2 separate regions of the Mus musculus genome follow, and region 1 is linked to region 2. A link is a loop called in an ENCODE intact Hi-C map of the cell type or tissue named here. Cell type or tissue: left cerebral cortex. All regions are shown on one strand. Each heading gives the region's core, and the rest is flanking DNA. Links, peaks and the distances in the headings are about the cores only.

The links. A loop is a pair of places that touch in the nucleus more often than their neighbours do. Peaks named below come from ENCODE experiments on the same cell type or tissue, not always from the same donor. Only the 100,000 strongest peaks of a DNase experiment are listed, where the experiment ranks them.
Region 1: a loop joins it to region 2, with 8 times the contacts of the local background. A loop is called at or near these places in 2 of 42 quality-filtered maps.

What each region holds. Positions count from the first base shown.
Region 1 is chr9:97,950,585-97,958,445 of GRCm38, reverse strand. The region is part of intron 1 of Clstn2 (calsyntenin 2); the gene reads left to right. Among named protein-coding and RNA genes, the nearest start is that of 4921534H16Rik, 49 kb to the left of the region's middle. In left cerebral cortex, for the core only: no CTCF peak of the experiment used is centred there; DNase peaks (open chromatin) are centred at 3,575 and 4,325; H3K27ac peaks cover 444 bases.
Region 2 is chr9:98,013,662-98,021,522 of GRCm38, reverse strand. The region is part of intron 1 of Clstn2 (calsyntenin 2); the gene reads left to right. Among named protein-coding and RNA genes, the nearest start is that of 4921534H16Rik, 14 kb to the right of the region's middle. In left cerebral cortex, for the core only: a CTCF peak has its summit at 4,762 (motif pointing left); DNase peaks (open chromatin) are centred at 1,464, 2,050, 2,655 and 3,507; H3K27ac peaks cover 1,719 bases.

The sequences.
Region 1 (7,861 bases), core at 1,552-6,551, 64 kb after region 2:
GCTGTTGTGACCCTGGTGCTATGCTCGCAGTGCACAGATGAGCCCTCATCTTGTGCTGGCCCATCTGTCTTTCATGTCACAAGGCTAGAGCTGCTTCCTCAGAAGGGCAGGGTGTAGGGGCACTCTTCATAGGAGGAGAGCAAGTGGGAGCCTAGTGGTTAGGGAGATGGTACTATGGGAGGGTATGACATTGGTTGGGGACTGTGGGCAGAGGTGATGTTTAGAAGAAGGCTAAGGGGTGTGATGGGGACAGTGGTGTGGATAAATAGCGTCAAGGTCACAGGATTGCAGGTGGGCACTGGCTTAAGTGTCTGAGAACAAGAAGGAGACTGACTGTAGGCTGGGTCAGAGTGAGGGATGCAGCAAGGAACTGGATAAAGGGTAGTCTTGAGGGGTGTGGTTGGACAGGTCATGCAGGGTCTTAGGCCATTGTAATAACACTGGGTTTTGCTCTGAGGTAGGGGTCATGATAGGATTTTGAACAGAGAAGTGGCCTGACGCTGTTTAAACATTAAAGCAGCCCTCTGGCTACCATCCTGAAGTGTGAAGCGTCTGCTCAGAATGAATTAGCTTGTTGCATATTCGCAAGGGCCCTTGGACACTGGGCTGCTCTGTGAAGACACTTCCTTTCTCATGGTACAGCAACCAGCTTGGGCCCCCCGTCCGCATTCATTCCTCTCGCTCATGTCTCCCGAGTACAGTTTACAGCTGCCGAGAATACATGAACTTAGAAAACCCCAATCATCTAAGAAGCTGTTAGGAAATCTGTCTGAACTTTGCCCTGGAGAAAGACGGTGTCTTTATGACTCTGTTCAAGGAACACACTGCTCTCTGTCCAGAAAGGGTCCATCTTACTCCATCTTACTTAAAGGTGCTTCTTTCATCAAAGCTTGTTATACAGGAAGAGCCCACCTTATACTGTGAAGTCTTACTAGGAAGAAGATGAGAAAGCAGGAGGAAGGAAGAGGAAGTAGAGGCAGTCAGTTGCCTGACAAATAGGTGATGCTCAGGAGCATGGTCTCCCTGTGGGCCATGGGAGAATCAAAGTTACATTCTAGCTGTACAGTGGAGGTGAATTCAGCAAGATTTCCCAACAGACTAGACAGGAAGAATAAGAGAAAACAGAGACAGGAGGTTTAGACCAGACCAGTGGCAGGCAGGGTGGAATTTCTGTCAGCCTCGCTGGGAAGTACAATGGGATGAATGGGTGTGTGAGGAAAGACTAGGGGCTGTAGACACCATTTGGGACCTGTAAATTGCTCAAAACTGAGACTTGAAATAGAGCTCAGGGTCTGTCAGTCATACTGTCAGTCATAATGTCTGTCAGTCATACTTGTGTGCTTCCATCAGATGCTGGTATGACATGGTAGTGACTGCTCTGGTCAGGGACAGAGGGACTCCTGGCATGAATTAGTCCTGGCAGAAGAGTGCTACCCCAGCCTTGCTTACCAGTTGCTCTCCTGGCCAGTTACTGACTTTTAACTCTCTAATTAAAGCCTGCTCAGCACTACTGTCCTGCCTCTGCCCCAGGCCAGGTCCTTCTGGATACAGAGCTGAGGATGGCACATGCCAGCTGCCAAGGGTCCTCAGCCCGGAGGGTCAGTCAGGTTAAATCTGCAGGTACTGTACCAGAGACTTGGGCTTCTATTCAGGCACAAAAGCATATCTGCATGCTAGACAGGAAATAGATGGCACAAAAGCATATCTGCATGCTAGACAGGAAATAGATGGTGCAGTGGTTTGGATGGGAGGAGGAATTGGAGTTTCTAAGAGCTTCAGGGCATGAAATTATTGGAGCGAAGGTAGTTGGCAAGAAATGAGGAGGGCAAGGCTGGCTTTGAAATCTTTCCATATGCCAAACCAAGAAAGCTGGCAGCCTTTCAAACTGGCTCGAGACACACTGGCTGGCTATATACAGTCTAATAGGAAACAACAGCCAGTCTTTCTCAGTGGGGCTAGACGGGTGGAGATAGTATGGGAATAGATTATAGTGAGGGTGTTTTTTCATAGATATTCCTTTTTAGCTGTGTGCTTATGTCCTGGCCCTGTACCTTTGTGTACCTCTCTGCAATCCTGTTAAGTGTTATCAGCTGATAAAGTACGTGCTGGTTTGTTCTCTCATCCCCAGGGATGGTCTGAATCTGACCAAGGGGCCCCCAAACTGTGATAGCCTCCCGCAGAGCGGTCACAGAGTTCTATGTGAGCTGTGATAGAGAGGGCTGAGAAGTGCTGGATAGGACACACACACACACACACACACACACTCTCTCTCTCTCTCTCACTCACTCACAAGAGAGAGAGAGAGAGAGAGAGAGAGAGAGGGAGAGAGAGAGGGAGAGGGAGAGGCAGAGGGAGGGAGGGAGGGAGGGAGAGAGAGAGAGAGAGGGAGAGAGAGAGAGAGAGAGAGAGAGAGAGAGAGAGAGAGAGAGAGAGAGAGAGAGCGCTAATGCTCCTAGCTAGGGAGATGACTGAGCGGGTAAAGTTTTTGCTGCAAGACATAAAGACCCGAGTTCAAATCCCCAGAACCTATATAAAGTCAGGTATAGTAATACACACCAGAAATCCCAGTACTCCAGAATCAAGATGGGAGACTGTGGGGCAATGGGCTCTGCACAGACAGCCTGGTCTCCAGTCGAGCTGAGGTCTTGAACCCCGGTGGGATCAGGTGAGCAGTAATTTCCACCTTCATGGGACAGAAGGTATTAGATCATGTCTCCTGGACGCCTGGCTCCTGTTGAAGTTACTGCCCCCATGGCCCCCATAGGGGAGGTCTGAGGCTATCAGTCATGCAGACAATGTCCCAAGTTTCTGGCATTCTGGCTAGACTCCACCCCCACAGTTACCTGACTATAGCCAGGTATGCGCCACCCCACAGTTACCTGGCAACAGCAAGATAGCCCAGCCCACTATAAGAGGGGCTGCTTGGCCCCACCTCTCTCTCTAAGCTTTAACCTTTCTTACTCTCTAACCCTCCTCTCTCTCTCTCTCTCTCTCTCTCTCTCTCTCTCTCTCTCTCTCTCTCTCTCTTCCCTCTCTCCACGTGGCTATGGCCAGCCTCTCCCTCTCTCTTTCTACCTTCTCTCTTTACCCCTGCCTTTCTACAATAAAGCTCTAAAACAATAGACTGTCTCTGATCATGAAGTGCTTGAACAATGAGATAGGCTTTTTCCTAAGGAGCCATGTCTAAGCTCCTGCCAGAAGGCCATCCTGTGCTCCAGCCACAGACCTGACAAAGGATTCTTGCCCATGTGGGAACCATCCAGCCGCCTCTCCCCCTGCACTCTCCTCCTTTCAGCCCTGGTGCCAAGTGCTGCCCTGGGCCCCTATTTTGTTCTCAGCTCATTGCAGTATCCAGTGTGGGATGCCAGAGGCTGAGAACCTGGTACCTGGGGCTGCCCCTTGTCCACCACCTGCCGTGTGGGGTCAGTGGCTTAACACAGCTAGATGCCCACCCGGGGCCATGTGGAAAGCGTGCGCAGTCCTCTCGAGTCTGCCTGCCCAGAGCACCGGAACTCTGGCGGTTCTCTCCCACTCCTTTCTTTCCCCCACACCCACGGCCCCGCAGGAGACATTGGACAAGATGATCTTGTGAAGCTTTAGGCCTGTTAGCCTGCTGTACATATCAGTGAACAACAATAGAAGACTGTCTCAGACAAGCTTCAAGCGGAGGCCTGACACCTCAGCTGACCTCCACATGCATGCTGTGGCATGAATGCACATATGCACACGTACATACACCCATACACATGCACACACGCATGACACATCTGTCTCTGACCTTCCAGGGGCACTAATCACATTGTTTCAGTTCTCCCTCCTGTCTAATCTGCAGAGCACCTTTAGAAGCCTGAGCCTGGTGGGCTTCCTCTCCACTTGTCAGGTGTCTGCATAGAGGTGGGCATACAGAAGAGCTCAGATGGTCTAAACATGCTGTGCATGCTAGGGGTATGCTTATCAAACCCTTCATGCTCAGGATGCAGGGATGCCTTCCAGCACAAGGGGAGAGGTGGCCCTTCAGATGCAAACCATGTGAAGGAGGCAAGGAGTGGTGGGCTTGGTCGTTTCAACATTCCTTATAAGCAAAGGTGGGCTGCGGGTCTGACTGGCTTTTCCTTCTTGTTTTAAGAGACATAGGACCATTATCCCAAGGCTGAAATGCACGTCAGGCCCTGGAGACTATTGAGTGCCTTGTTCTGGGGTAGTTGTGAGCACATGGCTCCTGCCAGAGATAGCTTTTCCTAAATAACTCCAACAGGAGTGGAGATGACGTCTTGGTAGCTGTGCAGACCAGTCCCAGTACACTCTATTTTTTGCTCTTTCTGTTTATTTTAAGGACGGAAGCAGTAGAGTGGTATGTTCTTTGAGGCTGGGGAATGGACCTAAAATTATAAAGTATTACTTCAGGGTATCCCTTTTCTCCGCAGTTTTTCAGAAAAAAAGTCACCATGTCATCGTTCTTTCACTGGTGGTAGCAGCTGGGCAGTTGGCTCCACTCGCCGTGTGTTGTCTAGAAGATGTTTTAAAGCTGTAGAATGATTCTGCTAATCACAGATGGATTCCCCTTGCAGCTGCAATGGGACTCTTCTCTAAGCCAGTGCTCAGGTCTGAGGGGACACATTTAGCCTACCTCTGGGAGTAGCAGCATTTATAGCTGTCTGTCCTGATGGGAGTCCCTCCTTATATAGGGGGTCTGTCAATGCTGTGTGAACTGGAATAGAAGCTGTGACGCATTTGAGCTGAGTTATAGGCTAGCCCTCTGCTCAGCATATAGCCTGTTCTCTGGGGCCCTGTGTGAGACACTGTCTCCCTGGAGGAGCTGAAGATGCAGAGACATACCATGAAGTAATGCTTCTCTGAAGAGGAAGGTAGAAGGGTAATGGGTAGAAGGAAGAGGGTATAGCCTGTGGGTTGGCCCAAGTTTCCAGGATGAGCTCTTACATCCTGCTGTATTACTCTGATCAGGCACATCCATGGGGACTAGGGTTTTACATCTACCAAGGCAGGCTGTAGGCAAACAGTAGCCATCTAGGTTGGGAAAGCCATAGAGGATTGTCCCCTTCTTTATACTTTGTGCTGGATCTCTCTATATAAAGCAATGTTAGTGATTGTATTCTAGCCTTGGGAATGTAACTTCAGGGTGTCCCCATCTTCACCCCTCTAGATTTCTACCTCATGGGACCCTCAGCCTTCCCACTCCCCTCCATCTCTCATGCGTCCCATGTAAAGCACACTGGCTGTTAGTAGATACTTAATCTCATTAATACCCATATGTTCCTCACCTTACGATGGGGTTAGCTCCCAGGAACACCTCAAAAGTGGAAAATAGTCTAATTTGAAGATGCAATGAGTAGACCTAATCTGATAAACACCACAGCTTGGCAATGATACACTGCAGGAGAGCTGCAGCTGAGGCTGATCTTTTCTACCTAGCAGTGCAAGTGAGCAACTCCACATATTGCTAGCTTGGGGGACATTAAAATTAGAGGCATAGTGGCTACTGAGTTATTAATGCTTTCCCGCCATTATAAGGTCAAAATTCATAAATTGGAACCATTTGAAGGCAAGGACTTACTGATAATTGCCATATTATAGGAGGAACTCAAATTCTATATCCTTAATGCTATTATTATTTGAAGTATTTACTGAATTGAGACACAACATGTCTTCCTTTCTTGGCAATTCCATTTATATGGGACCCTGGCCTTCCTTGGGGCTGTCTTCTCATTATTTCAAGATGGTCTCTATTAACATGATCCTAGGGTCTCCCCCACACTGAAGTTTTGGAGTCCTCTGGCTGGAGCCACCCAGATGAGTCCATATCAGACACAGGGGGAAGATAAGTCCTGCTTATGTGTCAGGCCTCATCCCTGTTACCATAGAAGATAGATGGTGTGATGGTCAGCTTTATGTGCTTCATTGGCTAAGCTAAGCTACTTAGATATTTGGCTAAATATTATTCTGGATGCTCCCAGAAGGCATCTTTTAAAACATGTTAACATTCAAATTGCAAGACAGCATAAAGCAGTTTGTTTGTGGGACTCAGATTTATTTTGAAAGATGTCCTCTACTGTACAAGAACAAGAAGGGCCATGTGCCTTTGAAATTGAGTGGCAGAATCAGCTCTTCTTGGGGTTCCCCCAAATCACATATCCAATTCTTAAAATATTTTGGTCCTCTCAATTATTTCTTCATACACACACACACACACACACACACACACACACACACACACACACACACACTGTTGAATCTGTTTCTCTGGAGAACCTAGCATACACAAATGGTACAGTCAGGTCTCTTAAAGAAACATTTGCCAGACATATTCCCAGGAAAAGCTCTCTGGGCCCAGAATACTGGATGAGCCTTTGCTGAGTGTAAAGCGAAGGAAAGCCATGTTTGAATTCATGTCCTAAAAACATGCTGGGGAGGGTCAGATGGAGACTGGTCTTAGGCAGAGGTGGAGGAGGATGGATTGATGGCAGCAGTGGGAATGGAGAGGAGAGGGGTGGTACGGAGCCGCACTAGAGCAGAGACACTTGGAGGAAGCAGGCCTCCGTACATGGATAAAGGAGAGTGTCAAGGTGACCAAGGTCTTACCTTAAATAATCACACATGTGGTGAGAATGACATTAATCAGAGATGATGAAGGCTGGGACAGTAGTTTAGGGGAGAAAGTGGCTTTTCTATGTGGCATGTCACATTGGGCGGAGCCTCTGGGACATCCTGTGGGAGCCCGCAGGAAACAGACTGGAAGTGGGAACAACTGGTGTGTGGGTGGGCACTTGAGCCCCATGAAGTGTGCAGAGTTCATCCCTGCCTTCACTGAGCTGGTTTTCCATAGGACCACATCAGCAGTGCCATCTGGGAGCCTGCAGACACAAGGTCTATACTGTTGATGAAGAGAGGGAGCATCAGTACCTGTCACCGGGCCTGGAAATAAAGTGTTAAACACCACCTGGTGCCAGTAAAGAAAAAGAAGAGAAAAACAAAAGACTCTGTTAGAACACCCCATCCCAAAGGGAAGAGGTTTGTTGGAATACCAGATAGCAATATTCTGTGGATATGTGTACATGTGCCTTTGTGCATGCTATGGAGAGCCCACATGTGCAGTATGAATAGCAGCATCTCTCTAGGTCCCTTATCATGCTCTCAGTTTAACTTACAAAGCACTCTTCTACTTCAGTGACAGCTGGGTCATTTCCATTGGCAGATGAGGACACTGATGGGAACATGCCACAGACAGGCTCCGTGTGCTGCAGGGGAGGACGGCTGCAGCTCGACCCCATGCCGCCTTCTCGTTGGTTTTCCAGGATGGCAGACCCAAAACCCAGTGAGTTCCAGGCTCCCTGGCCGGACCAGCATCCGATAACTCTTCCTCCCTTCCTACCCAGGATGGCCACCCTTAAGGCAGGACTTTGACACCAGTTTGTGAATGCATCTGTCTGAGTACATTATCTAAATTGTTATGGATCACCCTGGCTAATGGCAAAAGTAAAAACCGCTGTTCACTCAGTGAATAAATCCTTGGTGTTGATCAATCATTGCATGGCGTAGATTCTTTTAATAGGCACAATTTACACAGCGGCTTGGCAGACTGCGCTGTCTACTAATTGCACTTGGAAAGCGGATGCTGATCTCTGCTGTGCTGTAAAAATGTAAACTATAAATGACTTAAATGCCCGAGTGTGCCCTTCTCCACCCAGCACTCATTTTGCCTAATATTTAGATACAAATCAGAGAAAAAAACTACTCCCCTGTGAGGTGATAACTTTTATGATATGAGGCTCAGTGCTTCTCCCTGGTGATGCCTTGTAGCCATGGTTTCCCTAGGTCTCCACCCTTGAGGGAAGCCTCCTTGTTA
Region 2 (7,861 bases), core at 1,028-6,027:
CCAACAGTGTAGCAGCTTGCAGTTGCTTTATCAGTAATGTAGATGTGCATAGGCTGTTCATGCCAACGACTCTTCATGCCTCTAAGTTGCATCGGGGCATCTTGGGAGTGGAGCCTATCAAGCAAACATTAGAACATCTTTTAGACCAGAGGACATTTGTGTGTGTGTGTGTGTGTGTGTGTGTGTGTGTGTGTGTGTTTGTGTGTGTGTGTGTGTGTGTGTGAGGGTTCAATATGTTGATTCTTGCTTCTCCTGTCCTTGACTCATGGAAGTGTTAAGTGGGGCTGGCGGGCCACAGCATGCCTCACTCCTTTGGAGTAGGTGGCTCCTTTGTGTCAGATATAAAACTAAAAATTTAAAATGATCTGGACTTGGTCTGCAACAAAATGTAAATAAGAAGCTGTAAAACCTGGCTGCAATGAATTTTTGGTGGTTGTCATCCATTGGGCAAAAATAGGAGATGGTAGACTCAAACAACAGGATGGGCATAGGGTCAACACTTATATTCCAGAGATGAAACGTCCTGCTGATGAATACTTTCATTGAAAAGGTAGAGGAAGGAAGATTTTGATTTCGTTTTGTTTTTAAATCCCTAGGGATGGTTTTATTCCTACCTCCCCTGATTGTGTTTGTTTTTGAGAAAGGTCACACTGTCTTGGTTAGCAACTCATGGAGATCTGCCTACCTCAGCCTCCAGAGTGCTGGGATTAAAACTTCCTTCTCCCTTCCTTATCAGATTGCAGTGTTGCTAAGGATGAGACTATTTTGCCAAATATTCAGCAGCTTAGAGATGAAATACAACTTGATAGTTTGATTTAATGGGAATGCCACATCCTCTTACTAAGTGGTTTGGTGACATTTGGTAGTCCTGTAATATTTGACTTGGAGTTGAGTTTATAAAATTTTTAGCCTAATAGTAGCTTAAGGCCGCTGAGGGATGCATGGATTTTTGAAATGAAAAGACCTGGTTGACATTCTGATCCCAAAGTCAACATCATTTCTTATGCACCACCATATTTTCAATTATGATAGATGATGAGCTGTGAATTTAAAGGTGGCTTTCCTGGAAGCTCCCGCACAGACAGCCTGTATGTAATAAGGAGAAAAGCTTGGGAGGGAGGGGTCCTCACACCCACTCTTCTGACTTGACTTACTAAATACTTCTTTCCGAGGCTGCTCTCCCAACCAACCCAAATCTGCCACATTGGTTCCTTCATGAAGCCTTGAAGTATATTTAGAAAGAGAGAATTTCTGTAATTTTCTGAAATTTTCACCTTCTGAAATGCTTCAGAGATAGGTGAACTTACACACACACACACACACACACACACACACACACACACACACACGCACACACACACACATACTCACAGGCACTCACTCACAGCACCAAAGGGGTTATGAAATTCCTGACAGCCAGACAAAAGTACATCAAACAACAATTTGGAGGAGTAAGACAGATGGTTGGGGTGTGTTATTTTAGCATCACTTTGGCATTTCTGCATATATGCAGGCCACTTCCAAGTAGAAAATGCTCAAAACAGACACTAAGCTTTCAATATGGCAGTGTTTGGCAATGGTTAAGGCCAGGACCTTATTCAGGAAGTCCTGGACTTGTAGTTTTATAGAGTACCGGGATTTTCTATTTTTCATGTAACTCTGGACTGTTTCTAGACCTTCCTACACCACAAGGTGATCCCAAGTCTGGTTAGAAATGGCCTAATATTTCCCTTATAGCCAGCTGTGGATGAAGATCGGCTGGCCCTCCCACCACCCCCAGTCTGCTGAGCTAGGAGAGTAGAGCTGGTGCTTCCTCAGGGAGAACTTGCTAGCAGTGGCTTGGAAACTGAAGCCTCCCCCTTACAGAGGAAGTGAGCTTCAGGATGTTCCGCTGTGCCTTGGTCTTGACTTCTCTGTGGAATGGGTTTTCTTCAGGCTCAATGTGGTGCCGGTGGCTGGAAGCCAAAGGCAGAGAGATGGAAGATGTGTATATGGAGAGAGCAATGTCTCTGTGGTGTTAGATGCACATGTATGGAGAAAGCACTCTACAGAGAGTGATTGTAACCGCGCCTGTCAGTGCCTGGTCACATCTCCTCTGTTTGTGTCTGTAGCCCAACTCCAAAGAGAGTCAGCCTTTTGCTTATGGCTTCCCTCTGGCTACTAGAGTCCTAAACTTGCAGTCATGGCAGATCCCAAGGTCTAGGAAACTTATACTCCCAGGACCTGGTTTTATCAGTGGCTGCCAAGAGTTCACAAAACCCAATGTGTTCCACCCTTTTGCCTGCAGGTGGAGGACATCTGAGGGTCCAGCATCCCAGCTGCCTGTGGTGGTAACTGGCTTCCTTCTCTTCCTGTATTACTATTGTGCTCCCCTTTCCATCCTCCCTGAGATCATCCCTCAAAACCTGTTCTGGGGCCTAGACTCGGGGGGTCTCCTTTTGAGGGAACCCAGACAGAGAGAGGCTGAGCAAAGAAGCCATTTACAGAAAGTGTCCTTGCTGTACCTCTGTGAATCCCCTGAGGCAGATCTATCAAGACTGGAACACCCAGTGCCTTCAGACATTCGGCCAGACTTGCTTGGCAGCTATGAGGCTTTGTGGGACATTTGGAGAGCTGTATATGACTTCTGGGAACTCTCAGTGCTCATGTGCAGGACTTAGAACCCGCCTTCATACCATCTGGGCCTGGAAGACTTTGCTGGAACAAAAGCACTGTGCAGTGCTGATGGACACGGGGCTCGGAGGAAGTAGAAAGTATTTCTCTATACCCAGGCTTTGGAAGGCTCCTTGAGGACAGCGCTTCCCCAGGTCCTTGAGCCATGTCTGTGCTATGAAGGCCTCCTCTGGCTATGAAAAGAGTTGAGCTAGGCCTGATGCCTGCAGCCCACGTGATGCAAGTGTCTGGGGGGGGGGCATCTGGCACCCCTGATCACAGCCAAATTTCTTGAGTGTCTATTTTCAGTATTTTCTCAGATCACCTATAAGTAAATTTGTGAAGCAGTTAGCTTTATCACCAGCATGTCCCCGGCCAGTATGAAGCAGCCCACAAACCTGAAATCCCTCTTCTCCACAGAGCCTCCAGGGCTCACAGGTCTGAATCACTATGGCCGTTCAAATATTCCAGACAAGGCACTGAAATCCTCACTGATAAAAATCCTGCCCTTTCTCTGAAAGACTAGATACACGGATCCATTGTCACAGGCGCAGTTTGATGTGAATTAGCCCATCAGCTTAGCCTAGTATCGTGGCTAGCTCACGGGGATTTAGCTTTTTTTTTTTTTTTGACAGACAAATGACTTTATTTTCAGTGATGGGTGTTATCAGCACATAAAATATGTGCAAATAAGGAATTGCTGGAACTGAGTCCATCATCTGATTATCAGAAGCGTTCTCTTAATTCCGGGTGACTGATGCACGGCGTATGTACTGTCTCTGGATCTTGATGACGTTCCTTAGAAGCTGTTGTAGAACTGCATCAGACTCGTGTTCTCACCTCCGAAAATGGGCACAATAAATCTCAGCCGAAGAGGCTGCTATAAAGTAAGCTCAAGGTTATAAAACTTAGAGGCCGGTGCTGTGGTTATCTGTTGACAATCCGTAGACAGTCGGGCAGCAACAGCTTTCTTATGATCTTAGGTCCTGCGACCCAAGGACTGAGAGGTGGCTTGGTGGCAATAGTTTGCCTCTGCTCTGTGATGTCTATGAACCTGACTGGAGGTTGAGATCGTCTGGATGTTTCTTCAGATGGTTAGGAGAGATATCTCAAGGGCTGGGCCTTACTGAGAAAACTAACCAGATCCTGTGAGGGCATCCATACATGGCTTGGCTCCCTGGATGCCTGAAAATAAAGGATGGCACCCCCTATTGTCTGGAAGCTCGGGGCTCCAGCGCACAGAGCAGAATCTGCCAGGTTTCTTGTGGACTTGCCTGGATCCTACTCCTAATGCAGTACCTTAAGTATGGCTGTCCCTGATGAATGGCTTGAATTTCCTTCTTGATTTATTTATTGTACCCGACCTTGGTCTTATCTGGAATGGTCTTTATGCCTCAAGAAAGGACCGGTGGAGAGAGACATTCATTTACTGGAGAGTCAACCTGGAATATTCCCTATGAGAGGATGAGTACCTATAAAGAGAGTTCTGGGAAGACTGGCGAGACCCAAGGGCTAAAGCATGCTGTCAGGGTATATGAGTCTGAAGACAGTTGCTCTTTGTTAAGTTACATATAACCTACCTCACAGCTAACACGAAGAGCATTGGACTATAGACCAGCATGTTCTGGATTCTTCCATGCACCAACTCGTGCCAAACCCATGTGAACTCTGTGAGGTGCATATCTTAATGCAGTCGAGGAAACAGCTAGGAAATCTTTGGTGAGTTTATAAGTAAACGCTCTAGTACTTGAGCCTTGATCACTGACGTCAGAGCCTTTGCTTTCTGCCTTGCTGTTGTAAGCAGCCTCTCATGAGATAATGGGTTCATATATTTTGTTCCCTCTGGGTGTGTGTGTGTATGTGTGTGTGTGTGTGTGTGTGTGTGTGTGTGTGTGTGTGTGTGTGTGTGGTGTGTATACGCACGCGTGTGCCCGTCTTAATTGTGTTCCTGGCTCTATTCTGTACTTAGTGGGAACAAGAATGTGTCTTTTTTTATGTCCCCCTTTTGCACAATCTGAGTGCCTTAGAAATGAGAATTGGGCTTGGCAGAGAGGCCTCCATCCCTTTGGCTCTGCATGATGACTGTCTTGTTAGCGACATCTGCTGGCCCTGGGTGTCAAGGAGAATGGGGTAAGCATTGTTCTTCACATCCTATTCTCTGAAGGAGTTTTTGTTCTGGTTTACTGTTGAAGTATTGGTTTTGAAATGGCAACACAGAAGGTCTACTAAAGGGTTGTCCCACTTGGAAAGGGACTCTCCTTTTTTCCTGTTTCCAGGTTCAAAGCAATAACCATGAAGCAAGTGGAAAGAAAGCACTCCAAACAATAAGGTGAATGGCTGACAGGTTAAAGCTGATGCATAAATGCAACATTTGCATGACAAAGACCCTGAGCCAATGCTGATTGTCATTCACCAGTAATAGGATTCCTTGAAATGCTGAAGGTCTTAATTAAATAAATACGTAATTTATTTTTGTTGGTGAATGCTTTTTGCCTCAGGAGCTATTCAGGCTAGGATATCATTTCCTGAACTTAACCTCATGTCTATCTCATAATCCACCATTCTTCCTCCTCGTGGGTTTAGCAGCCTAGTTGGAGCATACATTTCAATGAAGGTTGTCTATTTGAACAACAGCTTTGTCCTCAAGATGATCTGAGTTTTGATAGAGAAGCTAACAAGATGACAGATTGAAGTATTAAGTGATAACTCTGTGCAGGAGCACAGTGCAGGAGCTGAGGCTGGGGGATGGGGAGGTGACTACAGGAGATGTCCCCCCTGGGCAGGACAGTCCAGGACTGCCCATCTCTCCAGCCTTGGTTTTGCTACACCGGATTCTTTGAGCTTGGGACAAGAGGCCTCACTTGCTCCCTGTGTAGGACCCTGGGTTCATTGCCCTGCTTCCCACTCCATTCTAGAGCCCAACCACAGGGAAGAGAAGTCCTTGAACACTCACATCCTCAATAACTTTTAAAATTAAGCTTTTCATTCTAAACTCAATTTGGCTCCATCTTTAACCTGAACATGCCTCAGGAAGAGTTCATGCAATCTTTATCTTCTCCTTTTTGCTGTGATTTCTTTCCTATGTTGTTCTTTTTTTTTTTCTTTTTTTAATTTGAAAAGCTTGATTGGCTCACCAGAGAGCAAGCTCTGTGAGAGAGCAGGGCTCATTTCTTCATTCCTGATGGAGCCCTGGCATCTGACCTGTCCACTGCATGGTTAGACAAAGGCGTGGATGATGCAATTCAATGAGGGATCTTGGAACATGTAGAGTTCTGAGGGGTTATGAAGTTAGAGAGGGTTCCAGAGACAGGATGTGATGGTAGTTAAAGACCCAAAGCTAGCAGAGACTTCCTGGTATACTGTATACAACTGAGACCAGCTTTCTCATCAGAACTTCAGTTTCCAGTCCTGGGGAGGAGAGGGGGTCTATAATATTTTGCTCATGCCCTTGAGTTACAGGATCTGGTCCAGTGCACATTGCTGGGCAGCCACATTCCCAGGCACGCAGTCTCAGAGCCATCTTGAGAGGGTCTCTAACTACTTACTTTCCTTCAGCAGAAGTGCTCAGGGCCAACTCTCACTTGAGACTGTTCAGAACAAAGTATTACTTTTGCTTATTTGGTAGTCTGTATGAATGGTTGCCCAATCACTGGGTTGTGGAGTTGTGGCCACCAGAATACTTGACCTGTAGTGATGTGTGCAAAGGTGGAAAACTGCCCGTCAGAACCAGGGGTGTCCCTGGCCACTCTTTGTAGGGCCTATCGTCTACAGGATGTACATGTTATACCTCTCTCTGGGAATCACAGGATGAGTGGGGTAGACTTCATTTTCTTCCTTGCCTGGGCTTGCTGGTCTTTTTCCTTACTCTCTTTCAGTGATTACATTTGTCCTGTGGCATAGCATGCATTTATATATAAAAGACTGAAATCCATTGCAGAGTGTGGGAGGGCATCAATAGGTAAAGTAATAAGTTTGATTTTTTTTGTTCAAGATGAAGTGATGTACATGAGGGTATGGATGGCCCTGACATACCTCATATCAGGCATTGAGCAGTGGGAAAAGAGAGCAATTAGGAATCCACAGAGACACATTCACACACCTGGAAGCCCATTGCTCCTTTCTGGCATTTCTATGGACTCAGGATTAGACAGCAACCTTATGCAAAGGATGTCTGATATATTGGGAGAGTGGGTACCCTATGAAGCATTGTACCATCAGATTCTACTTCTATATATATAAAATATTTCATCTTTCTGAGATGACTTGGGTCTTAGATGATGGTGTCCCAGAGGAGAAACAGTATGATAAAGGATTATGTCATTTGCCTGGTTTCTCTCTCTTTCTCTCTCTCTCTCTCTCTCTCTCTCTCTCTCTCTCTCTCTCTCTCTCTCTCTCTCTCTCTCTTCTTTTTCTGTTTTTTCTTTTTTTTTTGGTTTTTCAAGACAGGGTCTCCCTGTATAGCCATAGCTGTCGTAGAACTCACTCTGTACACCAGGCTGGCCTTGAACTCAGAAATCCACCTGCCCTTGTCTCCCAAGTGCTCGGATTAAAAGCATGCGCCACCACTGCCTGGCTTGCCTGGTTTCTTTAGATCTATGCATAACACCCTGATGCTCTGTTGTGTGGTAGACAACTACATCCTCCAGATGTCTGGCCAGTTTGCATCTAGCTCACCAGAATCAAGATGTGGACCTGCTGAAAGACTAGAGGATGGTAGGAAGCCATTGTCTTGTTCTCCTTCCTTCCTTTGTTCTAGGTGACTTCAGTGATCTTTCCTCCCTGTACCTGTGACCTAACATTCTGACTCTTTTGACTATATTATGTAAAAGGGAAATCTAATGTTCTTGACCAGTTGTATGGCCCTTACCTTTAAGGTTCTGGTATCCTTGCTTACGTCTTCTGTCTCTTCAGCTCTAGAGTTATAGTAGTTTCCTGCCTTGCCAAGTGATCTGAGTCTCTGTCACTTGGCACTGAGGACTATATTTATTCACCAGAGATGGAGGACAAAGACATATAAAGAAATGATTCCATCAAGTTCAGCTAAGTGAACCAAAGAATTTTTTGATGTTATAAACTGAGTTTTCTTACAAAGCATGGGTGACTTGGGCAGCTCTTTTCCTATACAAAAAGCTCACCCAACATACATGCAAGGCATATCACTGCAGTTCCTTGACCAGTTTTCAAGTAGCTATACTAAACAAGATTCTTT